Regions from separate parts of the Homo sapiens genome. Here regions 1 and 2 are each linked to region 3. Evidence: chromatin contacts called from ENCODE Hi-C or POLR2A ChIA-PET data. All regions are on one chromosome and are shown on one strand. Each heading gives the region's core, a stretch centred on a gene start or an enhancer-like site at or near the end of the contact. The rest is flanking DNA. Distances are from core to core; before and after follow the strand shown.

Region 1 (3,301 bases), core at 1-2,500, 560 kb after region 3:
CTGGTCCTGCTTCCTTCTTGGCCCCCTCTACATTTTCAAGGCCACGCCCATCTGCCTGGTCCCGCCTATGATGACTGGCTTGGCCTTTATCTTTTCGGCCCCATCCGGTTTCTTAAGTCTTGCCTCATCGATTTGGCCACGCCCCATCCCACTCAGCCTCCAGTCTCCCGAGACCCTGAGATTTCTCGGGCCCCGCCTCCACCGCCGAGGCCCCGCCCCGGATCGCGAGGCCCCGCCCCCCACTTACTCAGAGATGTTGTAGTAGAAGTGGCCTTCTTTGCCCCGCAGGTCCGGAATGGTGATAGTCTCCAGCTCTTGCTCCAGAAAGCGCAGCCCCTCCTGCTTCACTGAAGCAGCAGAGAAACCCTTACTTAGCTCCCGTGCCCACTGTTGGGGCGACCCCAACCCCGTCCGCTCCCGTCCGTCCCTGTCTGCCCCTGCGCCTTACCCAGCTCCAGCGCCTTGGAGGTGACGCGGATCTTGCAGCCTGGGAACTCTGCATGTGCGCCTGCCAGCAGCGCTAGGAAGAGGGCCCCGAAGAGGGCCATGGCGAGCGGGCCTGGGGGTGGGGTGGGGTCGCAGGAGTTATCTGAGCCGCTTAAACCCATTCCTTGGACGTCCAACCATAAGTGGGAACTAGCCTGGATCGTTACCCTCCAGATAACTCTTCGGGGAACTTGGAACCAATAATCTTGCCTCCATATGGCAGATGTGGAAACTGAGGCTCAGAGAGGCGATGCGACTTGCGTTCTGGCTCCCAGAGGATTTGGGACACGGGGGAGGGGACGTTCCCAGTTCCCTCGTGCTACCGCCGCGTGATGAGTTTGGACCTCCAGGGGACCAGCCCCCACACCCCCAACAACCTCCCCTTTCCTTTAGCGGTGGGCCCATGCAGGCTTGCACGTTGCCACGGCAACGACTGCACGCGCATTCTTGGAGGGTGGCTTGCGGTCTCCTAGGCCTCGCGCCCGGGGAGGAGAGGAGGTGGCCGACCAGACCGTGGGCTCCCGGGTCTCCCGGCTCCCTCAGGTCCTAAATCTCTCCCATTAGAGATTCTGCCTGGAGCCCCCATGTTAGCGTTCTCCTTCATCGGCTCTCCTCCCCACGCCGGCTTCAGTGCACCACGCGGCTCGGCGAGGGACTGGGAACGGGATAGGGACGCGCCCCAACTCACTCAGCGGTGGAGCTGGGGGGCGGCGCGGTCACGTGGGATGGCGGGCAGCTCAGGGGATCCGGGCGACGGGGTCTGGCGGGCAGGGTTGTTCCAGCCGCCTTTATAAAGCCGGCCTCCCCGACCCCTCCTCCTCTCTGCAGCTCTCCCCTCCTCCCTTGGGGGCTGGGAGGGGACGGGGCGGGACGCTGGCAGCCGGGAGAGTGGAAAAGGCTGCACAGAGCCCCGTGACAAGCCCGGCCGCTGTCTGGACAAGTGGGAGACCCAAGCCCAGGGAGAGGGAAGGAAATGCAGGAGCCGGCCCACTCAGCCCCAACAATCCCACTTTGCTGGGACCTTGGTTCAAATTACAATTATCCATGTCTTCCTGCATGATCTTGGGCAAGTCACTTCACTTGGGTCACTGACCCTCAGTTTCTTCCTTCAGCGAAATGTGCACGATGATAGGAACTACCTCTTGGGCCTTTATTACAACCAGGTCCAGGCACAAAGTCAAGGAATATTTTTTCTTTCCCTGCCACCCACAATCATCTCGGGACCTCCTTGCCTGGCTTTGCTATGGGCCCCCCTACCTGTCTCTGTGTCACCACCTGGGGACCTTAAGGTCCCAGAGACCTTTCCCACTTGGGAAAGCAAGACTAGACAAGTGCTGTCAGCCCAGGAACATACCACACCGGCTGAAATCAGAAGGAGGTCTGCCATTTATCGTGGCTGGTGGATTGTTTTTTCTATTTTTTTTATTTTTATTTTTTGAGACGGAGTCTCGCTCTGTCCCCCAGGCTGGAGTGCAGTGGCGCGATCTCGGCTCCCTGCAAGCCCCGCCTCCCGGGTTCACGCCATTCTCCTGCCTCAGCCTCCCCAGCAGCTGGGGCTACAGGCGCACGCTGCCACGCCCGGCTAATTTTTTTTGTATTTTTAGTAGAGACGGGGTTTCACCGTGTTAGCCAGGATGGTCTCGATCTCCTGACCTTGTGATCCGCCCGCCTCGGCCTCCCAAAGTGCTGGGATTAAAGGCATGAGCCACCGCGCCCGGTCCACTGGTGGATTTTTTAATGAACCCTTGGAGCAAGGTGCTCTGAACAGCATCCCCGCCCCCACCCCCACCCCCACCTCCATCTACTGCTTACAGGGTTCCCGGACCCTAGGACAGGGCACAGAGTGGGTGCTTGCCACCTTTTTGTTGCCAAATGGACGAAAGAAAGGGGAAGCAATAATCATGTCTGCTGAGCATGTATTTAGCACCAAACACTCATCTAGGAAGGATGACTAACTCATCCTGATTTGCCTAGGACTTTCCCCATTGTGTCTTTTTTTTCTGATATAATCCACAGATTCACAAAAATAGTTCCATTTCCTTTTTTATTTAATTAATTAATTAATTTTTTTGAGACACAGTCGTGCTCTGTCACCAGGCTGCAGTGCGGTGGTGTGATCTTGGCTCACTGCAACCTCTGCCTCCTGGGTTCAAGTGATTCTCCTGCCTCAGCCTCCCAAGTAGCTGGGACTACAGCCATGTGCCACCACACCTGGCTAATTTTTGTATTTTTAGTGGAGACAGGGTTTTGCCATTTTGGCCAGGCTGGTCTTGAACTCCTGCCCTCAAGTGATCCGCCTGCCTTAGCCTCCCAAAGTGCTGGGATTACAGGTGTGACCCACCATGCCCAGCCTATTTATTTATTTTTATTTATTTATTTAAGATGGAGTTTCTCTCTTGTTGCCCAGGCTGGAGTGCAATGGCGCAATCTCGGCTCACTGCAACCTCCGCCTACCAGGTTCAAGCAATTCTCCTACCTCAGCCTCCCAAGTAGCTGGGATTACAGGCACCCACCACTACGCTCAGCTAATTTTTTGTATTTTTAGTAGAGATATGGTTTCGCTATGTTGGCCAGGCTGGTTTCGAACGCCTGACCTCAGGCAATCCACCTGCCTTGGCCTCCCAAAGTGCTGGGATTACAGGCGTGAGCCACCGCGCCCGGCCGCCTATTTATATTTTTAGAGACAGGGTCTTGCTCTGTTGCCCAGGCTGGAGTGCAGTGGTACAATCACGGCTCACTGAAGCCTCCACCTCTTGGGCTCAAGCGATCTTCCCACCTCAGCCTCCTGAGTAGCTAGGACTACAGGCAGGTGGTA
Region 2 (3,613 bases), core at 313-2,812, 620 kb after region 3:
ATCAAGCACCCTTGAAAGCAAGTATTTCTGCTTTACTTTAGCCGGGATACTGAGGCTCAAAGAGGTCTCCCAGTAAACTGGAGGCAGGACCCAGTCTTAACCCAGGGCACTTGCGTTTTTTTTTTTTTTTTTGTAGAGATGAGGTCTCGCTATTTGCCCAAGCTGGTCTCCAACTCCTGGGCTCAAGTGATCCTCCCACCTCAGCCTTCCAAAGTGCTGGGATTACAGGCGATGAGCTACCACTCCTGGCCTAGACATCTGCCTCTCAAAGTGTGAGGACTGTGGGTAGTATAGTAGCTAAGACCACAGCCTAGATTTGAATCCTGGCTCTGTCTGCACTCTGTACCTCGGCATCCTTTTCTATAAGATGTGGGAAAAAATGGTATGTGTCTTAGAAGGTATGAAGCTCAAATGAGAAAATCCATTTTAGGGGTTTGGCTTGGTGCCTGGCTCACAGTAAACCAGAAACACCAAGTATTAGCTACAAACAAGCCTTGTTTCCTCTTGGCTGTCAGGCACTGCTGCTCGCGGTCCTTGCCTCCACCCACGCCGTCCAGCCGGGTCCATACCTGAGAACGGCTGCCGCGGTCCGAGCTTTGCCCCACGCCAGAGTCATCGGCCTCTGCCTGCCCCGGGGCGGCCGCGGCGTCGCTGCTGTCGGCGGACACGGCTTCTGAGGTGCCCACACCCAGGCCGCTCTCAGAGGGCTCCTCGGGCCGGCCAGGCCCAGGGGCCGCGTCGCTGCTGCTCTCCACCTCGTTCTCCTCCATCTGATCGGCGGGCTGCCTGACAGCGGGGCGTAGGGTCTGGGAACTTCACTCTGAGAAGAGAGGTGACCGTGGCTGGAACAAGTGGGCCATCTCCCCAGCCCCGGCAACCACGGCCACCCATTTGCACCCCTGCGCCCATTTTGCAGATGCGAAGATTGAGTCTCCGACGGGGCGGAGCTTCCTGGTGTATTGCGAGGGGAGCTCGGGAAAAACTTGACGGAGAAGCTGTGCTTCCCAGGCTAAGGCCCTTCCCGGGAGGGTGGTCAATGGCTGGTAATCTTGACCCTTTCCCTCGCCCCCACGATTCTCGTGGAGCGTTCCGCTCTGTGAGCCCCATCCGGGCCCAGTGGTTCAGCCCTTCGGCCCCCGCGTCCCCCCGGGTTGCAGGGCCGGTGGTACAGCCCGCTGGCCCCCTGGGTCAGTGGTTCGCTCCCCCCCGGTTCCCCTGCGGAGGCGGCTGACAGCGACGGTCTCGGGGCCTGGCGATTTGGGGCTGTCCCCGGCGCTGCCTGTGCTCCAGGCCCGACGCCATCTTGTGGTGGCGCCGGGTTTCCGCTCAGGCAAGTGCGAGAGCGACTAAAGGGCCTGGGACCCCGGGGCCCTGTTCGGACAGCCCCGCCGGCCTGGGACCTCGCCTCCGGGTATCCCCGCAGTGTGACCTCACTCCACGGCAGGGTACGGTGGGGCCGCCTAACTCTACCCGAAGCTCACCCGAGGCTTTCGTAGCCACGTTCCTCTCTGACTCCGGCATCGACGAGGTCGCCATCCTCTTTCCTCCGCTGCGGAGGAACCCATCGGCCTATTGTAGGCCGGAACTACTTCCCCCGCTGGCCCCGGGAAAGACACATTTTCAGTGTTCCGGAAGGTCGCTCCGAGGCCTCAAAACCATAATCGGGTCTCAACAGACTCTGGGACTTTATACGTCGCCCGGTGTTTGGCACTGAGCCCACTATGGTTTGGGGACTACTTTATCTCGGCGGAGTGTTACGTAGGAAGTGGTTGTGACGTCATTCTGGTCCCTTCCCTAGGCCGCAGGGTTGGGCGCGGCGAATGCGCGCCCCGCTCTCTTGGGGCGTGGCTCCCAGTGGGGGGCGTGGCTCCCGGTGGCTTGGCCGCGCCCCTCCTACAACAGCCCGGAAGAGCGTGTGGCCGCGGGCGACTTTGGCTTGGCCAAAGAGGAATTCATGTTGTCAGTCATTTTACCTGACTCATTACTTATTACTTAGCGCGCTGCTGCAACCCAATCGAGCTCTGCCCGTTAGGTTTGATGTGTTTTGTTGGGAAGGGAATGTATAATTATTGTACAGATAGGGAAACTGAGGTCTGGGTATGGGAAGGGCTGGTCCAAAATCACATCCAATAAAGGGACTCAGGAGCTAAGTACGGATGGCAGGAGTCGGGGAAATGGAAAGAAGTTAATGCTTGTCCCTTAGGTTTGTATACATATTTGTTAACATTAATAGAGCTGAGGCCGGGCGCTGTGAGTCACGCCTGTAATTCCAACACTTTGGGACGCCAAGGCAGGAGAATCGCTTGATCCCAGGAGTTCCAAACCAGCCTGGGCAAAAGAGCGAGACCCCATCTCTACAAAAAAAAGAAAAAAAAGAAAAATTAGCCAGGCATGGTGGCGCGTGCCTATAATCCCAGTTGCTCGGGAGGCTGAGGTGGGAGGATCGCTTGAGTCTGGGAGGTTGAGGCTGCAGCGAACCGTGATCACACCACTGCACTTCAGCCTGGGCGACAGAGCGAGACCCTCTTTCAAAAAATAAATAAATACAAGTCAACTACCTATCCTTTAAAAGTGGAGAAAGAAAAAAAATTTTAATTAAAAGTCAGCTGCCCTTAAGGTATGTCCTTCCTCCGGAAATGTCACCTTCTGTTTTAAGACTTTTAGCAGTTTGCAGTGGAAGAGCACAAGAGGGAGTAAGGCGCTCTGGTTTTTGTCCCTAAGTCTCTGTAGTTCCATAGGCTATTTTCCTTAATTGAAAGATACAAATTTTGGGGGAAAAAAATCTCAAAAAAACTCCTAAGCAGGCTGGGCGCGGTGGCTCACGCCTGTAATCTCAGCACTTTGGGAAGCTGAGTCGGGCGGATCACCTGAGGTTGGGAGTTTGAGACCAGCCTGATCAACATGGAGAAACCCCATCTGTACGAAAAATACAAAAGCAGCTGGGCGTGGTGGCGCATGCCGTAATCCCAGCTATTCAGGAGGCTGAGCCAGGACAATAGCTTGAACCCGGGAGGCAGAGGTTGCGGTGAGCCGAGATCACGCCATTGCCTTCCAGCCTGGGGAACAACAGCGGAAACTCTTGTCTCAAACAAACAAACAAAAAGTCCTAAGGAGAAGACCTATTAATAAGGAGAAAAGGTCCGGGCTCGGTGGGTCACACCTGTAATAACCAGCACTTTGGGAGGCTGAGGCCGGTGGATCACTTGAGGTCAGGAGTTCGAGACCAGCCTGGCCAACATGGTGAAACTGTCTCTACTAAAAATACAAAATTTCACTGGGTGTGGTGGCGCGCGCCTGTAGTCCCAGCTACTCGAGAGGCTGAGGCAGGAGAATCGCTTGAAGCCCAGAGGCGGAGGTTGCCGAGATTGTGCCATTGCGACAAGAGAGAAACTCCGCTTCAAAAAATAAATAAATAAATAAAAATAAAAAGGACAAAGGGTGCTTTGAGCTGTTATTTGTGTGCACTTGTGTATGAGGGGATTCATCTGGTCCTTTTCTTAGGTAAAGTTTTCTTTCCTAGGTTTCCCTTTTGGGTTGAGGGAATGGAACAGGAGGCCTCTGGATAGGTTAGGACCCTCATCCCCTATCCCTTGCAACCAGCAGGACCAGGCCC
Region 3 (3,358 bases), core at 700-3,199:
AGGACACAGCTGACTGCTCAGCACCCTGAAGCACCTGAAGGCTCAGCAGCCCCTGGGAGGAAACTGGCATGTGACTGGGCACACGGTGACCTCAGCAACCTCCTGGGTCCTTTCCTCTTTTTCCCTGTACTGCCTAGGTGGTATCCCTTCGGATGCTTCCCCAGTTGCTTGACCCGACACATCCTTCAGGGCCTAGTTTAGAGCACTGTGCTAGAGGCAGAAGGCTTGGGTCCTCAGCCACTAACATTTTAGGCAAGGTAGCCTTTGGTTTAGGTTAAGTCATCACCTCACTCTGGCCTTGTTTCCTTCCACCTCAGAATTCCTTTGCCTTCCAGCCTAAAATCTCAACCTATTCTAAACCCGTCTTTAGTTACCAACGATGGGACACCTGGAGTAGCACAAAGAGTAGAAGTTAAGCTAAAGCAGAAACTTGAAAGCCTGGCTGCCTAAATTTCAATCTGACTCACCCATTTATTGTGTATTAACTGTGTGACCCTGGGCAAGTTACTTAACCTCTCTAGCCTCAGGACCAGTTTAAGAACAGTACACAGTAAGATTGTTGTTGGAATTAAGCTCCTGGATATACCCATTAGAAAGTTATTAGAGCAATGTCTGGCCCCCCGACAAAGGCGCTCCACGTTTGCAATCATCATGGCATGCCTGGAATTGTGCTGGAAGTATTGCCTAGGGTCTCATTCATTCCTCAAGAAGAGCCTGCAGGCAGAATCAACCTTCCGCTAAGTAAATTCAGAGGAACAGGAGCCCCAAGGCTTTCAAAGAAATTAACATTAATGGTTAAACTGCAAGGACTCACTCGCTCTGAAAACTGGGGCTAAAGGGCACAAAGGGGGCACAAAGCTCAGGCTGTGGGGGACAGATTGCCTTCACCAGTAATTCCCATGCCCCCCAACTTCCCAGATGAGATTGCCCCCCTCCTCCTAAGCCGGCTGCGGGCATGGATAGAGCTTCTGCTGGCCCAGGGACAGCTATGACGGAGGCCAGTGGACAGTGAGAAGGAAAGGTTTCCCTGGGCTGATTGAGGCCTTCTCTCCCCCCTACCCCCTTCACCTCACTCAAGGTGGATGCTTCAATTTTCTTATCTGCAATTGAGAAAAAATGAACACACTTCTTGCAGAAAGCAGAGGCTCAGCTCCTGGCTAAGTGTTGAGTCTAAACCATTCCTCTCCTCTGTCCTCGAAAAGAGCAGAGTCCCCAACTTTCTAGAAACCCTAACGCAGTGTCCCCTCTTGCCCCATTCCCTCAGACCCTTGGTGCAGTATTGGGAAGAGATTCAGAAGGGCAGGACTTTGCCCTAAGTCACAAGTCAATGACAGAGCTGGGGCCAGAACTGAGGTTAGGGCTCAGTTCTCCTTGGTGTGTGAAAGAGGGCCTCGCACAACCCTAAAACCCTCCCCCTTCCGAGTACACGCAGCCCCCCGACCCCCAGGGCCATCTCGGATCCTAAAGCTGTCTGCTCTGGGCGCCCCGAGAGCGAGGAGGGGATTCAGCGCTCCAAGCCTGCCCCAGGGTCACCAGGGAAGGGACGAGGGTGTGGGAGTTGAAGAGTTGACACCGGCTTAGTCACTAACGAGCCCGTAGCCCGCGGCGGGGCTGAGGCCCGGGGAGGCGGGAAGAGCAACAGGCGAGGGGCGCACGGCGCGTGAAGCCATCCCGGAGGCTGGCCCGTGACCCCGGAGCAAAGTTTCCAACAAAGTTTCCCGGGCCTCGGTGTCCGGTTGGGGGTAGCGTACCCCCGATCTGCCCCCCCCCATCCCACGCTCCGACGAACAAAGGAGGCACCGGCCTGCGCCCCCGCTTCGCCCCCAGCCCGGGAACCTCCAAGCACCCACCGACTCGGCGACTCCGCCTACGAAGAACAGCAGCAGCGCGAACAGACGGGCGGGGGCCATGGCACCGCGGACTGGAGAAGGCGCGCAGGCTGCGGCGAGTGGCCCCGGGCGGGCGCGCCACCCATCTTATAGGCGGCCTACCGGCCCCGCCCCGGCCCGCCCCCGCCCCGCCGCCCGCACCCCGCCCGGAATTCCCCAGTGGAAGCGAGGCCTGCGGGGCACTGCGCCCGCCCGCGGAGTTGGAAACCCCAAGGGACCCGCCCTGCCCGAGCCCGCCGGCTCCTACTCAACCCCTAGTCCTACCCTCCGGGAGCTCCAACTCCCTTTATTTATTTGACCCACTGCCAGGCAGGTCCCCAGAGATCACTGCGGCTAACCCCATTTTATAGTTGGGGAAACTAAGGCCCAGGGACGGGAAGGACTTCCCTAGGGTGTTGAGTTTAGACCAGCCTTCATACCGGGTGTGCTCCCCTCTGAAGACACAGAACTTCCCAAATGGGATGTGAACCGTGTTAAGACAGGGGACAGCAAACTATTCTGTAAAGGGCTAAATATTTTAGGTTTTGCGGGCCATACGATCCCTGTGGCAACTATTCAAACTCGAGCGTCGTAGCTCAAAAGCAGCCATAAATACTAAAGGAATGAGGGCAGCTAGGTCCTAATAAAACATTATTTATAGACACCGACATTTGAATTTAATATAATTTTCATGTGTCACGAAATATTATTATTCTTTTGACTTTATTCCCAACCATTTAAACATGCAAAAATCGGCTGGGCTCTATGGCTCACGCCTGTAATCCCAGCACTTTGGGAGGCCGAGGAATAGGAGGATCCCTTGAGCCCAGGAATTGGAGACCAGCCTGGGCAACCATAATGAGACCCCCATCTCTACAAAAAGTTTTTAAAGAAATTAACCAGGCATTGTGGTGCACCCCTGTGGCCCAGCTACTCTGGAGGCTGAGGTGGGAGGACTGCTTGAGCCAGAGAGGTGAAAGTTGCAGTGAGCCATGATCGCTCACTGCACTCCAGCCTGGGTGACCGAGTGAGACCCTGTCTCAAAAATAAATAAATAAATAAATAAATAAATAAATAAATAAATAAATGACATTTTATAATAAAAATGCAGGCCGGATGCAGTGAGTCATGCCTGTAATCCCAGCACTTTGGGAGGCTGAGGCGGCGGATCACTTGAGCTCAGGAGTTTGAGACCAGCCTGGCCAACATGCTGAAACCCCGTCTCTACAAAATACAAAAATTATCCAGGCATGGTTGCCTGCGCCTGTAATCCCAACTGCTCTGGAGGCTGAGGCAGGAGAATCGTTTGAACCCGAGGGGCGGAGGTTGCAGTGAACTGAGATCTCCCCACTGCACTCCAGCCTGGGCAACAGAGCAAAACTCCGTCTCAAAAAAATAAAAAATAAAAATGCAAAAACCATTCTTAGCAGTGGGCTGAACAAAAATAGGCGGTGGGCCTCAGCCACTCTGAGACCACTCTGACGCTGGTC

Evidence for each region. Hi-C counts contacts between places; a loop is a spot of excess contacts on that map. ChIA-PET counts read pairs that join two places held with the same protein, here RNA polymerase II (POLR2A). Pooled maps may share reads with other maps.
Region 1: a loop to region 3 is called in a map of endothelial cell of umbilical vein, with 3 times the contacts of the local background. The contact joins the promoter of PLTP here to the promoter of SDC4 in region 3. A Hi-C loop is called at or near these places in 1 of 168 maps with a recorded cell type or tissue (endothelial cell of umbilical vein).
Region 2: a loop to region 3 is called in a map of chondrocyte, with 2.9 times the contacts of the local background. The contact joins the promoter of ZNF335 here to the promoter of SDC4 in region 3. A Hi-C loop is called at or near these places in 4 of 168 maps with a recorded cell type or tissue (HepG2, aorta, chondrocyte and 1 more) and 14 of 50 pooled maps. POLR2A ChIA-PET finds 5 or more read pairs at or near these places in 3 of 52 experiments (AG04450, BJ and K562).

The regions. Positions count from the first base shown.
Region 1 is chr20:45,910,905-45,914,205 of GRCh38, forward strand. It overlaps PLTP (phospholipid transfer protein), which reads right to left and starts at 1,251. Exons shown (of 16, transcript NM_006227.4): 1 at 1,175-1,251; 2 at 449-559; 3 at 248-347. The coding sequence starts at 548.
Region 2 is chr20:45,970,641-45,974,253 of GRCh38, forward strand. It overlaps ZNF335 (zinc finger protein 335), which reads right to left and starts at 1,563. Exons shown (of 28, transcript NM_022095.4): 1 at 1,482-1,563; 2 at 570-820. The coding sequence starts at 770. RefSeq lists a silencer at 1,075-1,194 and an enhancer at 1,965-2,184.
Region 3 is chr20:45,346,475-45,349,832 of GRCh38, forward strand. It overlaps SDC4 (syndecan 4), which reads right to left and starts at 1,950. Exons shown (of 5, transcript NM_002999.4): 1 at 1,851-1,950. The coding sequence starts at 1,910.